2 separate regions of the Homo sapiens genome follow, and region 2 is linked to region 1. Evidence: read pairs that join two places in POLR2A ChIA-PET (ENCODE). Cell type or tissue: OCI-LY7. All regions are shown on one strand. Links, peaks and the distances in the headings refer to the core of each region. The heading gives the core; the rest is flanking DNA. Region 1 has its middle 88 kb from the start of OLIG3. Region 2 holds the start of NHEG1 (neuroblastoma highly expressed DDX5 stabilizing lncRNA 1).

The links. ChIA-PET counts read pairs that join two places held together with the same protein. Peaks named below come from ENCODE experiments on the same cell type or tissue, not always from the same donor. Only the 100,000 strongest peaks of a DNase experiment are listed, where the experiment ranks them.
Region 2: POLR2A ChIA-PET joins it to region 1 with 6 read pairs; 2 of 35 experiments call an interaction of 5 or more read pairs at or near these places.

Annotation. Positions count from the first base shown.
Region 1 is chr6:137,400,380-137,411,901 of GRCh38, reverse strand. No RefSeq gene overlaps it. Among named protein-coding and RNA genes, the nearest start is that of OLIG3, 88 kb to the left of the region's middle. In OCI-LY7, for the core only: no CTCF peak of the experiment used is centred there; DNase peaks (open chromatin) are centred at 6,071 and 6,101; H3K4me3 peaks cover 618 bases; H3K27ac peaks cover 1,230 bases.
Region 2 is chr6:136,989,675-137,001,196 of GRCh38, reverse strand. NHEG1 (neuroblastoma highly expressed DDX5 stabilizing lncRNA 1) reads left to right here and starts at 7,966. Exons shown (of 3, transcript NR_027994.1): 1 at 7,966-8,023; 2 at 10,837-11,143. It overlaps IL20RA (interleukin 20 receptor subunit alpha), which reads left to right. Exons shown (of 7, transcript NM_014432.4): 7 at 1-1,226. RefSeq lists an enhancer at 10,003-10,959. In OCI-LY7, for the core only: no CTCF peak of the experiment used is centred there; no DNase peak of the experiment used is centred there.

The sequences.
Region 1 (11,522 bases), core at 4,095-9,094:
AGAAAACTGTAAGAGAACTAAGTTAATAGATAATTTCTCATGTGGCATATAGCATAATTTTAATGCAGGAGGAGGAAATTTTAGGACTAAGACCAACAAAATGTTCTACAAAATACTATGCACATAGACTCCTTAAAGTATTATTGGTCAACAGTCCATTTCAGATCTTGCCAAAATACTTTACTCTGCAAACATAAGAACTAGAAGATACTTAATAAGTGCTTTGGAAAGAGTAGATGAATGAAGTAATAATCACATATTAAGAAAATAAAAAAATTTGATAAATTTGAAGAAAAATGTCTTTTTTCCCGAAGATTAAATTATGAGTGACTTTGCTTGGCAACATCTACAAGAAAATAAAGGAATATGTACCCCTAAGGAGATCAGAGAAAGAATTAGGATCCAAATGAATCTCTAAATTTGAGTATTGCACAGAAGAAAAAGAAGGGATATGAACAGAGAATTGGAAATATGTAAGATGACAAAGTCAATATGTGTGTCCACATTGACTAAGTACCTTTAATACTTTCCTTTTCATCCATGAATACATAACTGGGTACCCATAAAAGGTGCTTGGGTCTACATTCTAGAGTCTCAGGGAATGGCTCAAGCCCACTGCTACCCACTCATTAGTACCCGCTTGCTTTCCCCAATCCCCAGTTTCATTTTTTAATTTGATCTTTCCAAATTCACTTGACTCCACTATTCAACCTTAGAACCAGCAATGTTTTAATGCTAAAAACTGGCTGGTGGCTGCTTGCCCAAGAGGAGAACTTAGATCGTTTGTAGTTGTCAAAATCTTACAAAGTTTGTCCTTTGTAATAAGGTTGCTGGAACAATGTTTGCTAAAAGGTCCTCCCTATTTGCCCTCTCCTCACTTAGGGACCCCAGAAAATACTTCCTCGGGTTTCCTGCTATTACCTAGACACATTCAGGTTAGCAGCCATCACTTGAGTGTTGGTAGATTATATTCTTTGCCCTTCACATTGCAAGTTTCAGTTATGCATGACATTTTGGTAGATCTAAGACATGGTCTCCACAATAGAAAGAGGCCACTGCCATTGTTTGATATGTTTTTTTGTTCAGTCTATTGCTCGCTGTTCTATTTTTGTGAAGGAGTGAAAGAACCCCCTCCTTCACCTCTTGACGTTTGATATCTGAGTTTGAGAAATAGAGTGACAATAGATTGATTAACAAGAGAAAAAGTATATAAATTTATTTACATGCATGGGGGCATCATAAGAAAGTGAATGCCCAATACCCCATGAGGTCTAGAAGTTTATATACCCTTCTTCATAGGAGAGAAGGAAATGGAGGTGTAGGCAATTTTAGAGGGGTAGTAAATGATTTTTAGGGGAAAAGAATGGGCCCATAGAACAGACAATGGCCTGGGGTAATGTTTGTCTGGGCTCCAGTTATGGCATTTGATTTTTCAGTCTCTTCCTCTGTGATATAAATTTAATCTTCCTTGGTTAATGAAATTTCAGTTAGAAGACTGAAGTCTATTGTGTTCCTCTTTAGTGGATCCAATCTTTAGATAGGTAAAGAAACTTTAGAGAAAAGACTCTCCCTGTGCTTTGGAAGAGACAGAGGGCTGGGAGACAGGGGTTGGGAGAAGGTCAGAGAGAGACCTTGCTTGTAAGGCTGCTTCTTAGTTCAAAACACTCAACATGTAAAGCTCCATGCTTTGGAGTATTGCTTTCTGAGCCCTAACAGTTGCTTTGGCACTTGACCAAACCAAATGGCCTTACTTTGAATTTTGTTTCTTACTTGTTGGTTGATATTGGCATCATTTGGCAAATTACTGCCAAAGTAACAGGTTTAGTTCACTATTCCAAAGGTAAAACTTTTATTGAATAAAGGTTTCCCTAATTGCAGGCTAATTTATTTAGGTGAATCACCAGCTCATAACAGTTCTGGGTTTGAAACTTCTCTATAATCTCTAACATGACTTATTGACTGGGTCTTTAGAGAGTCCAGGAACTTTCCTGGAGGAGTTCAATACCAGCTTCCAGCTTCCAGCTTCCAGCTCCCTTGTCGTATCCTAGAGCCAGGCTTTGTAAAACAGATTTAATAAAACTGAATCTAATCCATAGCCCAGAAGTAATTTTTGGTGACAGAGAATGAATTAAATAGAACATCAATTCTGACACAATTGGCACATCATCGAAGGAACAGTCTTAGGCTCTGCATCAATCTCCTTGGGCTGCCAAATTTCCTTAAAAGCTGCCAGAGACCAACCTACTAATGTTATTAAATGCTTTTGGAAGTTGAACTATACACATGTGGCCATAGAAAATGCCAATCAACATGTAGTTTGAACTTTGCCTAGGGTGGAAGTTCTGTGGCAAGAGATAATCATTGCTCATGGAAAAAAGATACAGTAGATTTAGTCTCGACCTCAAAAAATTCACCATATTGTTGAGAAGAATAAGCACAAAACATAAAGCACTCTAGAAACCATAAATCATAAAAATGGTCAAAGGTTGTATGATAAGCATCAAATGGTAGCACAGAAACAACATGTCATGAGTTCTGAAAGGTGAGAGGTCTAGTGAGAGAGGCCAAGGAAATCTTCACAGAATAGGTGAGGTTTCAATTGGGTCCTGAATGGTGGAAGGGATTTGGTAGGTAGAGGAATATAGAGGGCCCTGCTGGTGAAAGAGTAGAGCTGTTTGGAAGATGATAGGCAAGATATAGAGAGAAGGGCAGAGAACTAAGGATTAAGACACAGGACTTGCCAACTCCAAAGCAGATCCACTGCTATCTACCTACATGGGATGCTAATTGGCAGAAACAACCTAGTTTTGGTTGCTCTCTGGCCTTAAGTGACCCAGCCATCCCATTACTGGGTATATACCCAAAGGATTATAAATCATGCTGCTATAAAGACACATGCACACATATGTGTATTGTGGCACTATTCACAATAGCAAAGACTTGGAACCAACCCAAATGTCCATCAGTGATAGACTGGATTAAGAAAATGTGGCACATATACACCACGGAATACTATGCAGCCATAAAAAAGGATGAGTTCATGTCCTTTGTAGGGACATGGATGAAGCTGGAAATCATCATTCTGAGCAAACTATCACAAGGACAGAAAACCAAACACCGCATGTTCACACTCATAGGTAGGAATTGAACAATGAGAACACTTGGACACAGGGTGGGGAACATCACACACTGGGGACTGTCATGGGGTGGGGGGAGGGGGGAGGGATAGCATTAAGCGATATACCTAATGTAAATGAAGAGTTAACGGGTGCAGCACACCAACATGGCACATGTATACGTATGTAACAAACCTGCACGTTGTGCACATGTACCCTAGAACTTAAAGTATAATAATAAAAAAAAGAACTGTGTGAATTAGAATCCATGCATCTTTTAATTGAACAACTCTTGCTGCTTTTTATTCTAGATCCTTTCCAACTGTCAAGATACTAGAGTTATTTCTCTGCAATACCCTAGGTACCCATGAATAATAAAGCTTGTGCCTGTACCATGTGCCATGTCTTGGGATTTGGAAGCAGACTCTTAGATGGGTTGAGCTGCTGCCCTTGATACAAGAGTATGATTATTTTGAGGTGACTATGTTCAGTCCTCTATCATTCTTCTGGGAAAGATAATGATCCTGATGTCTTTAAAATAGAGTGGTGGTAAGCATGACAGGACTATTCCATCATCAAGGAAGGAGTATTGATATAAGTTATAATGAATTAAACATTTATCTTACTCCAGGCAAGAGAAAGAAAGGGCATCCAAACAGAAAGAGAGGAAGTTAAATTAACCCTGTTTGCAGACAACATGATTCTGTGTCTAGAAAATCCCATAGCCTTGACTCAAATGCTCCTCCAGCTGATAAACAACTTCAGCAAAGTTTCAGATTCAAAATCAATGTGCAAAAATTACTAGTTCCTATACAACAACAACAGCCGAGACAAGAACCAAATCAGGAAGGCAACCCCCTTTACAACTGCCACAGAAAGAATAAATTACCTAGGAATACAGCTAACCAGGGAGGTGAAAGATCTCTACAATGAGAGTTACAAAACACTACTCAAAGAAATCAGAGAAGAAACAAACAATTGGAAAAACAGCCCATGCTCATTGATAGAAAGAATCAATATTATTAAAATGATCATACTGCCCAAAGCAATCTACAGATTCAAGGGCTATTCCTATCAAACTACCAACAATATTCTTCACAGAACTAGAAAAGGCTATTTTAAAATTGATACGAAACCAAAAAAGAGCCCAAACAGCCAAGGCAATCCTTAGCAAAAAGAACAAAGCTGAAGTCATCAAGGTACCTGACTTCAAACTATACTACAGGGCTATAGTAACCAAAAGAGCATGGTACAAAAACAGACACATAGACCAATGGAACAGAATAGAGAGCCCAGAAAGAAGGCCACACACCTATAACCGTCTGCTCTTTGACAAAGCTGACAAAAACAAGCAATGGGGAAAAGGCTCTATTCAATAGATGGTGCTGAGATAACTGGCTAGCCATATGCAGAAGATTGAGGTTGGGCCCCTTCTTCACACCATATACAAAAATCAACTCATGATGGATTAAAGACTTAAATGTAAAACCCCAAACTATAAAAACCCTGGAAGATAACCTAGGCAATACCATCCTGGACATATGAATGAGCAAAGATTTCATGACAAAGACACCAAAAGCAATAGCAACAAAAGCAAAAAATTGACAAATAAGGTTTAATTAAACTTAAGAGCTTCTGCTCAGCAAAAGAAGCTATCAACAAAGTGAACAGATAACATACAGAATGGGAGAAAATATTTGCCTACTATGCATCTGACAAAGGTCCAATACCCAGCATCCATAAGGAACTTAAACAAATTTTCAAGAGAAAAACAACCCCATTAAAAAATGGGCAAAGGACATGAACAGACACTTCTCAAAAGAAGACATACATGTGGCTAACAATCATATGAAAAAAAGCTCAATATCACTGATCATTAGAGAAATGCCAATCAAAACCACAATGAGAAATGCAAATCAAAACCGCAATCTCAAACCAGTCACAATGGCTATTACTAAAAAGTCAAAAAATAACAGATGCTTCTGAGGTTGCAGAGAAAAGGGAACACTTATACAATGTTGGCAGGAGTGTAAATTAGTTCAACCATTGTGAAAAGCAGTATGGCAATTCCTCAAAGAGCTAAAAGCAGAACTACCATTTGATCCAGCAATCCCATTACTGGGTATATACCCAGAGGAATATAAATCATTCTACCATAAATGCGAATATTCATTGCAATACTGTTCACAGTAGCAAAGACATGGAATCAACCTAAATGCCCGTAAATGATGGATTGAATAAAGAAAATGTGGTATATGTACATGATGGAATACTATGCAGCTCAAAAAAAGAATGAGATCATGTCTTCTGTGGGAACGTGGATGGAGCTGCAGGCCATTATCCTTAGCAAACTAATTCAGGAACAAAAAATCAAATACAGCATGTTCTCACTTATAAGTGGGAGCTAATTGATGAGAACTCATGAACACAAAGAAAGGAACTACAGACACTGGGGTCTACTTGAGGATGGGGGGTGGGAGGAGGGAGAGGAGGAGAAAAAATAACTATTGGGTACCAGGCTTAATATCTGGGTGATGAAATAATCTGTACAACAAACTCCCATGACATGAGTGTACCTGCATAACAAACCTTCACATGTACCCCCAAACCTAAAATAAAAGTTTTAAAAAAATTTATCTTACTCCAGTTACTTTCACTTAGATTTCCTTACTGGGTGGTCACAGGTGTGGGTGAACTACCACAAGTATGAAGAACTAAAGGAAACATCACCTCTTAGAGGCTTTAGCTTCTCATGAACTCTCCACTTCCTTGTTGATAAGGGAAATTTCCTCTTTTTTGTCCTCTAATCTTAGGCCATGATAGTGTCATATTTGCTCTGTCATCACAAAGCCTTTCTTGTGTGCTTGAGAGATTGCAAGATGCTATTTGCTTCTCTTAGGGGCCAGAGAACCCCTTTGCCACCTTTATGTTCCTGTAGGCTAGACACCCATCTTTAAGATGGTTGCTGATTATTCTTCAAGGAAATCCTAGGAGTCTTGCTGAGTTGGTTTATTTTTCAGGTTATTATTAGATTAGCTTTATCACATTTGCATACCACCTGCAGGCACAGCTATTCACTGATTCCAAAAACCTCACTGAGGTAGCTACACTATAAAGTGTTGAGGAACTGCCACTGTTAGAGATTAATCTGATGTCTCACTTAAGCTAAGGCAGTGGTAAATATTGGATTAGATCATTAAAGGCACAATGCATGAGAGTCCATTATTTAATCCATTATTCACCGTTGCCTTAGCTTAAGTGAGACATCAGATTACAACAGTGGCAGTCCCTTAATATTTCATAGTGTAGCTATCTCATTAGAGTGTTTGGAACCAGTGAATGTATCAGAAGATGGCAAGGTTTTCTCATTCTTGATTGGTACTGACTCTTGCCCAACTTTCCTTAGAATAATTGGTCTAAAGTCAATTTTTATGACATCTTGACAGATTGTTCTACTGCACTACAGATTTTAAGAAGAATTCAGGAGACCGAGGCAGGCAGATCACCTGAGGTCAGGAGTTTGAGACCAGCCTGGCCAACATGGTGAGACCAGTCTCTACTAAAAATACAAAAAAAAAAAAAAATTAGCTGGGCATGGTGGTGCATGCCTCTAATCCCAGTTACTTGGGAGGCTGAGGTAGGAGAATGGCTTGAACCTGGGAGGCGGAGGTTGCAGTGAGCAGAGATTGCGCCACTGCACTACAGCCTGGGGGACAAGAGTGAAACTCCATCTCAGAAAAATAAAATAGAAAAGAAGAATTCAATTTGATGTCCAGGTGAGATGAAAATGTGGTATATTATTTTAACCCTGATGATTGTATCTTTTGATGAAACATACGGAGTTAATCACATATATTATAAGTTATGGCATTTATCCCTTTATTTAAAAAGGAAGCAGCAGTTTCTTCATAACCCACTGATTCACAACCTACTAACTCTTCTAGCATGATTTTTTCCCTAGGTTATTAGACCTCTTACTTGTAACCATAGTACTTTAAATAAATGGGCTTCTAAAATGAAAAGAAATTTTTCACTTCAGTTTTCAATTTATTCTCACTGGGTCTACTTTAATTATGCCTTCTGTATAATTTAAGAGAAACAAAACTGGAAAATGCATTATCAATTTCAGGCCACTAAGATATCATTTAGTAAACTATTGTTCAGTTGTTTTAATAGGCTTATTCTAATCGTGAAGCATTGGGAACTCTTAGTCAAATCAGCGAGTTCCTATTAAGGCATAGTAAAGGGATTTGTAGGGTAAGTGAGACACTGAAGCCACAGTTCCCATCCTTGAGTTGTTACCTGGTTCATGGTATGGCAGCAAGCCTGTAAGCAAGCACTTCCCTGGTTCACTTTGCAGCATTGCTCTCAGCTTGTGAAGCATCATCAGCTTATACTCCCCAGGCAGGCCAGAGAGATAGATGCAGGCAAGAGCAGTCTATAAAAAGTGGGTTTTGACCATATCGTGCAACGTAAAGAACACATGTTAATATTGGATCAAGTCCCTCACTTCCCCAGAATCTCCAACTGTTTGACTGAATGAATTCAGATCTTCAAGTTTGTTTAGGGGAAAGGAGTGCTGAGGAATGGAATATCCTTTTTTGCCTTTCTTACTTGGAGAACTCCTACCCTACTCACTCTCCACCCAAAGGTACCTCCCCCAGGAAAAGTACCTTGTCTGCCAAAGAGAGTTGAATTTATTTGTTTTTCCCTTCCCCTAGCACCTGGCACACAACTCCGGTACAACATTGACCCCATTACAATATTTGCTTGCTTGTTAAGTTTCCTCCCAGCACGGAATCCTGGTAGGACAGAAACTGTGCCCTGTTCCTTTTTAAATCCCCAGTCCATAGCACAGTGCCTAATGCTTGGTTATTAGTTAAATGGATGACTAAATGACTGAATGAACATGAGACTGAAGATGTATTTGTAAGGATCCTCAGGAAACCAGAATAGGTTCCGCTTGATAAATGACCAAGTTCTTAAACCAGGGCCAGGTCACCCTGGAGAAGAACTTTTGGCTCCAGACCAATAGGGCACTAGAAGATGTACCCAAACCAGATCGACCACCTGAAGCAGTCATGAAAGTCTTAGAGGCTCTTGAGTGACCATGAGCAAGGACCGTGTCACACCCTATTCTATGATATTAACAGCCTGAGGGATCTTTGGCATGGCAACAGTCGCTGCTGTTAGTGACGTGGACCCTGGACCTCCACCCGCTGGAGACTTTACCTTGTGCATCAAATGTGTTTTCTGATATTCAAATATCCTTTGGAGAATTACCCCAAAACACTCACTGAGCATCTACTGTGGTCCACTACTGTACATGGATATACAAGAGATACAGGCCCATTGTCACAGAGGCATCCAAATGCGCCATCCAAATCAGGAAAGTGCCAAAGGCACCAATCTTCCAGAATTTTTCAGGAACTTGTTAATAACCTTAACAAATTAGAAAAAAAGGAAAACGTCATGATTCATAGTATATAGTAAGTAAAGTTTGCCATAGTATGCTGAGATGCTTCTTTCTGATGCACTGCGGCTGACTGTTAAGTCACTCATAATCCTCTAACCAACTCTTGAGGCTGCAACGCTCACAATATTGAATCAGCACTGCTTCTCAGAGAGATTGCTCAGCAGATGGCAAAGACACAACTTAATCAGATGCCTTCCTTAAAAATTTCGAGGAAAAATGGTAACTGTATGTAAGAATCAGATTTTAAACTCCCTTTCATTTAGGTTTCTCCTGCATGCCTTAAGTTTTGCTAAGCTTTTTGTAAAGCTTCCCTTTTTATGGGGTTGTGTTAACAACACACACAGATAAAACCATTTATGTATTAGTAAATTTATGTGGTAACAACTAAAAATAAAAAAAAAATCCAAGAAAATAAAAGAAAAACCAGTCAGCAGAGATGCCAGCCTTAGATAAAGATAATTTACTAGACAGCTGGGATCATATTGACTTAAGTGAAGGGAGGATTACAATAAATTAATAGGTTCAAAGATCCACCACAGTAGATTGGGTCTAGTCTGGAGTCTTGCTATTAAATGAGGAATTGAATTTCAGCATTTACCCTTATTAGAAAATGACCTTAGATTTTTCTCATAAGAGTGAAAAGATGTCTTTAACATTTTTGTTTGTGTGAAAACAAACATTCATCTTTATGTCCATTTAGGTATTTTTACAATAGTGCTTGTCTATTCAAACCTTTTTTTCTGAACTGTTTATGCTAAAATGGGCATCTGCTCAGCTCACCCAATTCAAAACAAAAATTTGCATAATCTGTATTTGCATAGCAGTAAGTGGGTGGAGTTTAGGCAAGTGCACAGATGAACATAAAAATCAAATATGTGCAGGAGGAAACTCAATTTCATTATTAAAAAAAACCGTGTTTGTTTAAACATAAAAAAAGCTGTGTAAACAATCCAAATGTGTTTACCATAGTTTAGCCTACAAGGCTCCCATTTTGTTCTCATCCTTTTAGCAGCCCTGTTGAATGAACGCAAATAAATGTGTGCTGCTCACAAGAGATTTCAATTAAAAATTTACTCCCAGAGAAGTCTAAGAAATAGGATAGAATAGCCATGAATGGAATGATGTGCACCATTTGGAAGAAAAAAATAAAGACAAGGATTATAAGAAGATATAATTAGAGATTTTTTTTGAAAATTATTCAAGCAGTCAAATAAATGAAAAATTTAAGAAAAAAACAGAAAAACTTTGTATACAGCAAAGATTTCAAGAATTTAGAGGTGGAAGCAAATAAGACTAGGACTGAAAAGACTGTGAATGAAACATAGCATTAACAAGAATAATTTAAGGCAACAACATTCCTGTAACAAAGAAAGGGATCATGAAAGGAACTTTAACTTAAAACAAAGTTTTGGCACAAATAGAGTGTTCACTGTGGTTGGGTCTAAATATACATACACTAGGACCAAGGAAGTAAAAATCTAACACTAGATGTACAGCTAATACTTTGCGGACCTGAATCTTACCAAGTGTATTGTCATCTGTGGTCAGCAAACAAGACTATAATATTAGGTCTATCATAACACAAACTGTGTATTAATGGAGCCATTAATCACCATCAAAACTGTATTAGGAGTGAAGATAGCCAAAGAGAGCTTAACTGACAGCAAGTGGCCATAAACCTGTCCAAAAACTAATTTGATTACCATCATACCAGCATCTGTGCCACTTATGAGGGTTCATTTTTTGATGAAATTAAGTAGACAAGTCATTCATGCGTATAATAGACATCTAAATCATGGTAAACATGTTGCTGGCAACAGAGTAGTTAAAGAAAGTGTGGGATCATTTTGGTGTCTGGATACAGAAGCAATTCAATGGAAAGCATCTTTTGCACAACAGTTGGGAACAAAATGCCATCAAAGAAGCTTCGGATGAAGCCAAATGCCAAGTGAGAAATGGATGGATTCAAAGTCAGCTGGTGAGATTCAGGGAATGTTGGTTGTTTACAAGAAGAAATGTTTCGCCAGGATAAACTCTCACTCTTTATGGGTCATAAATGTTCCCAGCAAACAATCTGTTTTATTTGGAGACAGTTGGATCTGTTAGGTTTTAGTCCTGACAGACGGAATTGTGGGATGTCATCGTTAATGGCAGCCTAGAGAGAAAGCCTAGAATGTGCATCTTGAATAAGGGAAGGAATGGACTTTGCTATGAAGAATGACCTATTTCCTCGTTTTTTTGTTTGTTTGTTTGTTTTTGTTTTTGTTTTTGTTTTCCAGCTAGGTATTTTAAAAGAACATGGAATTCCTTATCCAATTTGTGCTTATATAATTTTATCTTGGAACAAATGTGGCATTCTATTCTGCTTATTTTAAATGTTCTATTCCTTTAGTGAAAGGCTATCCATTTCCAAAGATTTCAAATTATTAGAAGACCTATACTACTCACTGACCTGGTATTTAAAAAAGTGTATTCCAATATTTCCAACATTTAATTTACAGAAAAGAGAATTTATTTTAACATACATTTTATGCATGGAAATATGGATACATTTGAATATAACAAACAGCAGTTTAGGCACTGGAAATAAAAATGATCATATAGGTTCATGTACAAAGTCAAAACAGACCATGGTGTTATAAATCTAATTCCTGCTTGCTCAGTGATCTCGTCCTTTGAGACAAAGCCAAGTCTCTGTGTACATGTGTAAGTCTATTTGCTTGTTTTGCCACACATATGTGTGAAAGCTTTGAAGAGAGTAAATAAGCTTGAGGAACAGAAAATATATCTTTTAATACCAAGATGGAGAGCACCTCGCCCATGAACATCTCAGGGAAAAAACAGCAGGAGCGACACGTCTCCAGCGCCTCCTGAAACATTATCCTGCTAATTCTGAACACCTTGCCTTTGCAGTGTGGGAGCCTCGAGCT
Region 2 (11,522 bases), core at 3,743-8,742, 410 kb after region 1:
ATATGCACATAGCACTGTAAAAAATATTTCCCAAAGATCACTCATTTTATAAATACCACTTTTTCAGAATTGGGTTTATTGCGAGCAGGAGGAGATACTTAAAACATGCACATATACCAGGTTGGTGGTAAGTTGGTCGCATGTGAAAACCTCAACTATTTAATCATCATGATTCATATTTTGAGTGAATACATCAGGCACAGACCTTCATGATATCACACACTCTTGGCTACTTTAAGAGGCCATCTTTAATACTTTATGAGTAGTTCTGGAGTGTAAACATAAACGAGTATTCTTTTGTAGTCAGAAAAGTGTCCTCTCAATAATTTAGTAGGGGCTTATTGTCTCTCAAAACTAACCTAAAAGAAAATGACACATTTTATAATAGAATATTACATTTATTTCTGGAAGTGTGTTTTCAAAAAGATATTTACATAGTCTGTAAACTAGAAAGTGTTAGGTAAAGCTCTAGGTTACTGTGTTACTATTATAATATTAAACATTCGAATAGGCAGTCGTTCAAAGACTCTTTGGAATATCTATGAATGAATATCCTCTATTCTTATAATATTAAAACCCATAAGTAAATATAGGACATACAAGAGAAATGAGTTAAATGACTATGTAAGGGAGAGTTTATTAAAATTTGATGAAATTTACTGTAGGAACTAAACTATGCCATAAAACAATAGCTTTCTAGTTCATTTCCAGTAACTGTTCCCATCTCCTTTACCACTTGTTAAGAAAATTAAATTCTTCAGTCACGCTGCTTTAAAATGGGACAAAATCTATTAAGTTGAACCATATATAATTGTGGATATTTGGCTGTTTTTAATCTGACAAGCAGTAACTTCATATGGTTTGCCTTAATATATATTTGTTTTAGTCATGAACTCATAATCCATTGATGCTCTTTCATGAGAAGAGATATCACCCATATTTCCTTATTGATATTATTGGTACAGGCAGACAACCCTGGTAGGAGAGATGGATTCTGGGGTCATGACCTTTCGTGATTATCCGCAAATGCAAACAGTTTCAGATCTAATGGTTTAATTTAGGGAGTAATTATATTAATCAGAGTGTTCTGTTATTCTCAATCTTTATAGAAACGATTCTGCTGGTTTTGAAGAACAGATGTATTACACTAACTGTAAAAGTAGTTCAAGAGTGAGAAAGAATAAATTGTTATTAAGAGCAAAAGAAAAATAAAGTGATTGATGATAGTTCTGCTTATTAATTCCATTCACAAAATATTCTCTAAGTACCTAATATGTCCTTCAGTGTCCTCATCTGTGCAATAGAAATAAGAGCTGCCTTAGGGCTGTTTTGAGGATTAAAAGAGTTGGACTATAGAAGGTACTTAGACCTGTGCTGGGCACATAGTGAGTGCTCCCTAAGTGTTTGTCATCATCATCATTAACTGCCAGGTCCCATTACTAACTGCCAGAAAGAAACGCCATTTAGACATACAACTATTGTGATTCAAAGGCAGACCTTGTCTAACTCTGTTTTTCTTACCAGAGAGTAAATAGTAATTTGCTTCCTACTTTGTGCCCTCAGATTGAAATCCTTCAGTGATTCAGCCACATTATCTGGCTTCGTAAAAGGGGAATCTAATTCTGAGTTGCTTTTACATCTCTTGTTATTCCAAGCATGTCAGAAATATTGAGCATTCTCTAATTTTGCTGCTTCAGTTCTTTGCAACTTATGTATATATTGAACCTATATATATACACACATTCAAACATGAGCATACAGTAGATATTTCTCATGGGGGTGGCGACATCTTCTTAGATGCGGTATATCTGTGTGGGAGGCAGCTGTCATGCATCCTGTTCCTCCTGTGGCCACGCCTCACCATCTCCAAGAAGCCACCCTTTGGTCCGCTTCAGATTCCATCTCTGTGCCTGAGGTTCAAGTGGAGCTGAGAAGTTGAAGTTTCAGAGTCCGACAAGTATAGTTGGTCCTCTGTATCTGTGGGTTCAGCATCCATGGATTCAACCAATAGCAAATCAAACATTCATTAAAAAAAAAAAAATCCACAAAGTTCCAAAAAGTGAACCTTGAATTTGCATTGCACTGAGTACTACACTGAATGCACTTAAATGAAGTGATGTCTAGGCCTATTGGGCATTACAAGCAATCTAGAGATGATGGAAAGTATACAGGAGAATGTGTGTAGGTTATCTACACCATTTTATACCATGGACTTGAGCATCCGTGGATTTTGGTATCCTCAGGGGTCCTGGAACCAATCCCCAGTGAATACCAAGGGACAACTATGCTGTTCATCTTATCCCTGGTCATTCCCAGGATTTTATATACCACTTGAACATTAGTTAAGTTTTCCTTATCTAATAGAAATAAAAAACATCTATTAGCAGCTCCATTTCCACACCCCATAAATCCTAAACAACTGGTGAACGAAAATACCACCTCTACAAAGTAAGTGAAACATAGTGCCATGTCTTCCTCTCAAGAAGGAAGTGAGGGAAGTGAACTTGTCACTGGAGCCCATAACATGGGAAAGATTTGGTGCCTGCCCATGCCGAGCCCAACTGGAAGGAAATCAGTGCAGAGAAAAACTATTTGTACAGCCCAGAGCACAAGACCGCCAGCTTGGTAAATCTAATGAGAACATTAAACAGAGGATTGGTTGTCATGGATGGGTACCCCTGGGTCATTAATCAAGTTATTTCTGGCCCACACATTACCACCCCCACATCTTGCAGATTAATTTTTGCTAAATTATCTTAGAAGAACTTTTCCTTTTTAATTCCCCACATTGTGTCTTCCATAAACCTATCTACAGATATTTTTCAAAGATTTTGCTCAAAAGCATGTACCTATAATTTTTAAAATAAATAGTGCTATGGTTATGGGTATTTTAACAATAGCTTTTATTTTTATTATAGAAGACATATATTAAGATATATGTATACCTATTCATTGTAGAATAACTAGAAATAAATAGGGGAAGAAAGAAAAATTACCTATAATACTGTCACCCAGATTTAACCACCATAAACATATTTGAATAGAGAAATGATTCTCAACTGGGAGAATTTTTGTCCCCCAGGGGATATGTGGCAATGTCTAGAAAATTTTTGATCGTCACCACTCAGGAGGAGGGTGCTGCTGGCATGTAGGGGGCCAAAGCCAGGAATAAATACTGCTAAACATCCTACCATAACAAAGAGTTATCCAGCCCAAAATGCCAATAGCGCCTCAGTTCATAAACCTTGGTGTAGGACTTTCCGGACATTTTCATTGCATGTATGTAAATATTTTTGCCAAAAGTGGGGATTATATTGGATTATTTTATAACTTGCTCCTTTCACTCAAAAATATGTAACTATCTGATTTTAACTACAGATTAAGTTTATAATGCACCAATCTTAGTCAAGCTAGAACATTTGAAACAACAGATTGGGAATTATTTTTTCCAAACATAATGCTTTAAAACAGTTTTAGGCCAGGTATGGTGGCTCCCGCCTGTAATCCTGGCACTTTGGGAGGCCGAGGTGGGCGGATCACTTGAGGTCAGGAGTTTGAGATCAGCCTGGCCGACATGGTGAAACCCCATCTGTACTAAAAATAGAAAAATTAGCCAGGCGTGGTGGCATGTGCCTATAATCCCAGCTGCTCAGGAGGCTGACGCGGGAGAATCACTTGAACCTGGGAGGTGGAGGTTTCAGTGAGCCAAGATGGCACCACTGCACTCCACCTGGGGTGACAGAGCAAGAGTCCGTCTCAAATAAAATAAAATAAAAATGAAAATAAAATAGATTTAGCCAAGCAGCAACCAAAAATACTGTAAGTCCTTTAAAGATAACTGAACCTCTCAAAAACACTATTTCCTGAAAATTACTACCTCTCCAAACTGGCTGGATGACTACTCTGGTCATGTATCGTCCCTTATTGGAGTTAGACTCTCTGTGCTTAGTTCCTACTACCACTTCTCCCAAGCCTTGGGTCCTCAGTGACATGTGCTTGAAGGCGGCCTTGGCCATGCAGGCCATTACTTTGACCATCTCAGCAGGACTGATGTTCCTCCAGCCCCCTTGGCCCATTTGGTGGCTGCAAAACTTCAGTCCTACTAGTTTTAATCTTTAACAAATTTTCCCTTTGATTTTCACTTCTGGTTTTCATGCCAATGAGTTAAGGTTCTTTCAGCATTGCTACATGCAAGACTCCCTTGAGAGAGGGGCTGAGGGCTGGTGTGTGAGGCTGTTTGGTGGTGCTTTCTGTTATGCTTGTGTTGATGGGTGGAGGCTCCTTCTGTCCCAAGGAACTGATGCTCTGACTCTTTGCTATAACTGGAAGCAGATGAGGCATTTTCTCCCTTACTCTCCCCAACAGATCTCTTTAGATTTCTCAATCTGTCATTTTCTGGATTAGGTGGTATTCGGAGGGTTTCCACCAACTCAGAAGATGGACATATGGCTCATGTTTATGTTTTCATGCAAAGGCCACTGAGACAGATGAGCACTGATGGGGATAAATACCATTGGTCATTTGCCTGTCCCTGGCACTCACTTTTGAGGGGCATATGAATTAGATACTGCTCTTAAAGGTCTCATACGGTTAAAATTATTTACATATTATTCTTTCTTCTCAGGCAAGTGCATTCTTTCCCATTCTGAAATTGATTTGACATGCTAAATAAAACATCAGGATATTTGATATGAGAGGAAAATTTAAAAATGATAGAGATATTATCCCCAAGCCCCCAAAAAGGAGGTGTGGTATTGGTATTGGAACTCTATTAAATTTTTTGACTTTTTGCTTTAAAAAGAATTTGCCAGCATTTGATTAACAAAAGGATATATGGACAAATGGAAACACACCTTAGAACTTTTCAAATTGACTGATTGAGGGATGGATAAGCCAAAGAAGAATCAGTATGGTGTACTGATTGCAAGGATAGACTCTTGAAGCTGAGAGGCTTGGTTTCTGTAGCTTCCTAGGTTTGTCACCTCAGGCAACTTAACTTAACCTCTTTGGACCAAACTCCCTCATCAGTGAAATGAGGATGATAATTTTACATACCTCAGAGGGCAGCAGATTTAAATGAATCAATATATTTGAAGCACTTAAAACCGTGCCTGACACAAAATAAGTGCTCAATAAATAAAACAATAAAAACAGCAATAAAAACAGCACCAGATGCACATATAAGAATGTTCATAGAAGCATCATTCATTTTTTTAATCTGCAAAAGAACACAAAGGCTTATCAGCAGAAGAAAGCTTTGAAAATGAACTACAACTTCACAGGGTAACATGAATGAACCTCACAAACATAATATTGAGCAAAAAGATTGATTTCTAAAAGAACACAGATAGAATAATTCCACTTGTATAAAATACCCAAACATAGAAAACTAAGCACTATATTGTTTAGGAATACATATATATGTTGTAAGACAAGGAAATGACTACAAGTTTGAGATTGTGGTTCCCCCTTGGGAACCAAGGACAGAGATCACATTGGAATTGGTAATGGTCTCCTTAAATGGTGATGAAAACAAGAGTTTTCCTTTGGTTATTCTTCTTTAGACTGAGCATGTATAGTATACATGCCCTAATGTATGTCTATTTAATTAAGCAAAACAACAATGGAATTCCAAAGCCCCTGAATTTTAGTGTCATACTCATGGGTTCCATAATCAGTATTAGCTTTGTGACATTGGTCAAGGCATTTGAAATTATGAAAACTGTCATACATTTTCCCTTGGAATTCACAAACAAGTATATTAATGGTCATATTCTGTTTATAAAAGCTCTTAGTTTGCAAACTTTTTACTAAGTCTAAAATTCTGAACAGGAAAGAGCCATTGACAGATTAGGTTCTATGCAGAAGGGCATGACCTTAAAACCTTAGCTTTACTGAGAACTGTCATTATTCAAAATAAACAAATACCTGAACTCTGGTAGGAAATGAGGAGGACACGTGATTCACACAAACTTCTGAAATGCAAGCACCTTTTTCTTATTCACAGGTAATATGCATTAATAAGTAATAAGATCTCAGGCAGGCAAACAGGTTGTCCCACTGATAAAAATTACGTAGTGTAAACAAATCCCTCTTTTAAGAACCAGCTACTAGTTTATCTCTGTTAGCTGATTTTAGCATGCAGGGAAGAAGGGTTAGGATTTTTCAAACGCTCTGTCTTTACACTTCAGCTGATTGTTCCTTTCTGTAATAAGCTTGCCTTGGTTACAATCGCTTAGTGACCATTAGCAAATAGAATGTGTTTGCTTTTCCTAAGGTCCATGTTTCCTGCCAGCTTGTTGCCACCAGCTTCCAAAATAAAATATTGTGAAATTACAGATTGAAACAACACTTTCACGTAGAAGCATCTTTAGTCGAGGCATCATGAGGAACTTTAAACATTTAACCTCTGGGAGAAAAAAAGAGTATAAACATATAAACAGAAGTATAGATAAGACATTCATATAAACAGAATTATAGTTAAGTATAATTAAGGTGTTTCTTGACTGGGCACAGTGGCTCATGCCTGCAATCCTAGCACTTTGGGAGGCCTGAGGCGGGAGGATCACTTGAGCCTAGGAGTTCGAGACCAGCCTGGGCAACTAACAAGACCCTGTCTCTACTTAAAATTCAAAAACATTAACCTGTGTTAATGTTTTTGGTGTGGTGACAAGTATCTGCGGTCCCAGCTACTCAAGAGGCCAAGGCAGCAGGATGGCTTGAGCCCAGGGGTCAAGGCTGCAGTGAGCCGTGATGGCGCCAATGCATTCCAACCTAGGCAGCAAAGCAAGACCCTGTCTCAAAAAAAAAGTTTCTTGTTAGCAACCCACATCAACTAAACCCTAGGCTCAAATACCAGGAGTGTTGTGTTCATTTTGAGCAGCACCTTTAACAAGGGCTTTAGCCAACCAGAAAACAACTTTAAAAAGTCTCAAAGCCAAGACTTAAGGGGAAGTGCAGAGAGAAAGAATCCAGGACTTAGTGAACCCCTGGTAACCATATGCAAAGGACTTTCTTGCAAACGAGGACATTAGATATATATGTCTGTTGCTTCAGAGAATAAAATTAGGACACATATTTGGGAGTCTCTGGAAGACAGAGTTCAGTTCTGAGTAAGGGAGGGTCTTCTATAATTAAGTGGCAGCTCCGAGGTACTGAGTTTCCTGTCACTGGAAAGGTTCAAGTACAGGCTGGTTTCTGCTACAGCTTTTGTAGACGGATTCCTCCACAGGGTTGGGATTTGGGATAGATGAGATCTAAGGTCCCTTTCACTTCTAAATGCCTAATATGAAATATGAAAAAACAATATTTGAAATCTTTTTTTTTTTTTTTTGAGACGGAGTCTCACTATGTCACCCAGGCTGCAGTGCAGTGGCGCGATCTCGGCTCACTGCAACCTCCACCTCCCATGTTCAAGCGATTCTCCTGCCTCAGCCTCCCGAGTAGCTGGGACTATAGGTTAATACCACCACACCCGGCTAATGTTTTCTATTTTTAGTAGAGACAGGGCTTCACCGTGTTAGCCAGGTTAGTCTCGATCTCCTGACCTCATGATCCGCCTGCCTCGGCCTCCCAAAGTGCTGGGATTACAGGCATGAGCCACTGCACCCGCCCTGAAATTACTTTTCTTTCCTTTCCTTTTTCTTCCACACAATTGACTAGCTTGCAACTCATTCTCTATTTTTCAAATACTGCCATAGACATGCCCTTTGTGTACAGCGAAGAGGAGCCAAGTAATACTCATCTGATATAGTTTGGCTGTGTCCCCATTCAAATCTCAACTTCAATTGTATCTCCCAGAATTCCCATGTGTTGTGGGAAGGACCCGGGGGAGGTAATTGAATTATGGGGGCTGGTCCTTTCCGTGCTATTCTCGTGATAGTGAATAAGTCTCTTGAGATCTGATGGGTTTATCAGGGGTTTCCACTTTTGCTTCCTCCTCATTTTTCTCTTGCTACCACCATGTAAGAAGTGTCTTTCGCCTCCTGCCATGATTCTGAGGTCTCCCCAGCCATGTGGAACTGTAAGTACAATTAAACCTCTTTTTGGGTATGTCTTTATCAGCAGCGTAAAAACAGACAAATATACCATCCTTGAATGGGACACACAGGAGCCCAGAAGTTCCTCCCTGAGGAGTCAGCACCAGACTGACACCTCTGAGTTCTCATCCTTACAAAAAATAAGTTCCAGTCTAGAAATGTCATCTTCCCCTCTCCCTTCTTCATGGCCATGATGCTTAAGCAAGTCCTTTTTACCTCCTTCTTTTTTCCTTAATGAAGTTTTTGGGTTGCCAGAAAAGGAAATACTGTACAAATGAGACTCAAAAGCTAACTTATTTCCGTAAATCTCTTTCTGACTCCTAGATATGTTCCCAGTACCTGAAACAGTACTGATCATATAGTAGTTACTCAATGAAATATTTGCTGATAGAATGTTTCAATAAAGGAATCTTTAAATTTATATTAATTAGTCCTCAAAGATAGACCCACACAATAGTTAACTGATCTCTGACAAAGGCCCAAGGCAATTCGATGGAGAAAGGGTTGAGCATTCACCAAATGGTGCTGGAACAATTGGATAGATAATGCCAAAAAAAAAAAAAAAAGAATATAGACAAAGACCTACCTTTCACAAAAATTAACTCAAAATAGATCACAGACTAAATGTGAAGTTCAAAACTATAAAACTTCCAAAAGAAAAACATATAGCAGAAAATCTAAATGATCTTGGGTTGGCAATGAGTTGTTAGTTACAACACCAAATACATTATCCAAAACGCGGTTCTGGCCAAAGGAAGAGCAAGTGCTCAGTCTCTGAGATGCACATGCACTTGTACTTTGAAGAGAAGGTCAGAAAGCAGGCAGCTGATCATAGAGAGGCAGGAGGAGCCTGGGAGAAGATCTGGGCAGGAGGCAGACAGAGGCCAGATCACAGAAGCCTGATGGTTCCTGTAAGGAGTTTGAGTCACACTTTAATGGCAATGGGGAGCCACTAGAGAGTTTTAAGCAGGAAACCGATATGACTTGATACAGTTAATAAATGTCTATTCAATCTAAATCTGAATGACCCTTTGATGGTGGCTCAGTGGGCACCTTCAACTTTTGAAGAGAGAATATGAAAGAAGAAAATGAGTTCTTTTGTTTGGGAGGTGGGGTTGGTTTTGTTTTTTATTTTTATTTGTTTTTGTTTTGCTGGGAGTTTGGAATAAAGCATTGAGTCTGGGGAATACTAACTTTAAGATACTTGCACTATTATCATGGGAAGATGCCAAGGAATATATGGGAATACACATCAAAAAAATGGGGGAAAGGATAGCTCTTAAGGATGAATCATTCTCATAAATAGAATCAGAGGACAAACTAGCTAAGGGAGAGCATAGACTACAAAGAAGGGTAGTCAAGAATAGAATTCTGCCTAGATTTGTGAGCATTTAAAGAGAAGGCAGAGGAAGGATGTTGAAAGATAAGGGGAAATGTGGAAATCATAAAGGCCACTTTGGCCAAGCTCCATATAGTCTCTAGTAAAGGAATAGAAAACCCAAAGTGAGAAATTTTCAGAGAGATTGTAACTAGAATGAAGACTCGAGTCAGAGGAACTAATATGAAGAACCCAGTAGAGGCAATACTATCTTCTGTATCAGCAAAATCAGCTCCCATTGAAGGCAGCAGGTTGAAGCCATAAGTAAAAGCTCTGGTCAAAATGAAATTGGGTCCCAGAAAATTTATCTTATAAAAATAATTGGGCAAATGCACAAGAATATAAGATGTTCATTGCTGTATTTCCAATTGCAAAAATTTTTCAGTAATTTGCATCTCCAACAATAAAGAATTAATTGAATTGATTTTATTACATCTGTATGGGCAAAATTAAGTAGCCATTAGAATAAAGGAGAGTATTCATACTTTATTTAGCAGAAAAATGTTTTTAAAATGGAATGTATCATATTTTTATAAATATGTATACATTTTTATATATTCATATTTATAAATATGTATACATTTTTATATATTCATATTTATAAATATGTACATATAAGTGCATAGTTTTTATTTCTGCTTACCTGTTTTCGGTTTTCATAATGGATATATATTACTTGTGACATTTTAAAAGTATTTTTAAAAGAAAAATGTGGAAATTCTATTATGAGCACATTTACTCTGTTACTGGCACCACCCTCAGGATCAGAGAGGCCTCTAGGCTATTGTATTTTAAAGACCAAAGCCTCAAAGAGAAAGTAATTAGGATGGAATGGTGAGAATTCAATGAACAATATCTTTCCAACAGTGTTATTAAGGACAGGCACAGCATGTAAGTTCAGATGGAAACATTCAAAATGCATTTGAACCGAGGAAGTAAAACCAGTTGAGTACAGCTGAAGATGAATAATCCCATGAGATATCTACCTAGCTGAAATTAAGGAACAATAAGACTAGTGTCGGTAAGGAAAGCTCTTCAACCCAGCCACAGAAAAGGGAGCTCATACAACCTGTGAACCATTATGATTTAATTTTAATTGTTTAAAAGAACCAGAGGAAACTCGGTAGTTGCAAGTGGTGTGTGAATTTTTAAAATATTTTAATACTGTTAGATAGAAAACAGATGCTCACTTATGGAAGCCGTTTTTGTTTGTATAGAATCCGAAATACAAATGTGCAATCGTATAAGCAAATGTCTCAACCTTCAAGTTTGCCTTTTAAATACTATTTGAGGCCCATGGTATGTAGAATAAAAATTATTAAAGTTTCAAAGTTTACAAGGATTTTATAAAGACCCTACATATCTGATGGGAGAGGGAGCTAGTAAACAAATATTTCTGTGTCATATCTCTATTTTCAGGGGAAGAATGGAAGGCAACGCCTCCGAATTAAATTTTGGGACCCCCAGTAAAATTTCAGGAAAGCCCAGAACTGATCTGAGAATGCACAAACTTGGCATGTCTTTGACAGAGAAGGCTCTGGGATTTCAGCGCGTTCATTGCCCTCCACTAAGGAGCTGCTCAGCAAAGGGGCTTCCCTCTGCTCTGCTCTCGGGTTCGGAATCCGGAGCGAGTTTCCAGTGAGCGGCGCCCGCTGAGCGAGTGGGAAAGCATCGCGCGTGCCTTTCCCCGCGCGCGTCTGCGGATCAGCGCAGGCGAGGTGGGTGGGTAAGTGCAGGGGAGCGGGGCGGAGGGCGGCAACGCACAGCAGTCAAGTCTTCCTTGAAATGCTGCAGGCAAAGCCAGACATTTACAGTTAAAAATGGCTCGATCTGATTCCACAGTCTTGCCAGGAAAGTCTCATTTCTTTGTGACCCTCCGCTGAGGGCTAGGACCCGTTCCTAACAGGGAGCCTTACATTGGCAGCGCCCCCGCGTGCGTTCAGAAACGGAGTAGGGTTACTCGCTGCGCCTGGTGCAGCCCCCTACACGTCCTCAGCCTGCCAGGCTGCGGGCCACATCTTTCCCGGGGTGGCTTTGGACTGACTGCGTCCCTTCATAGTCACCATGGCCCCTGGTTGGAGGCAGCAAGTCCAGGGAGAGGTGAT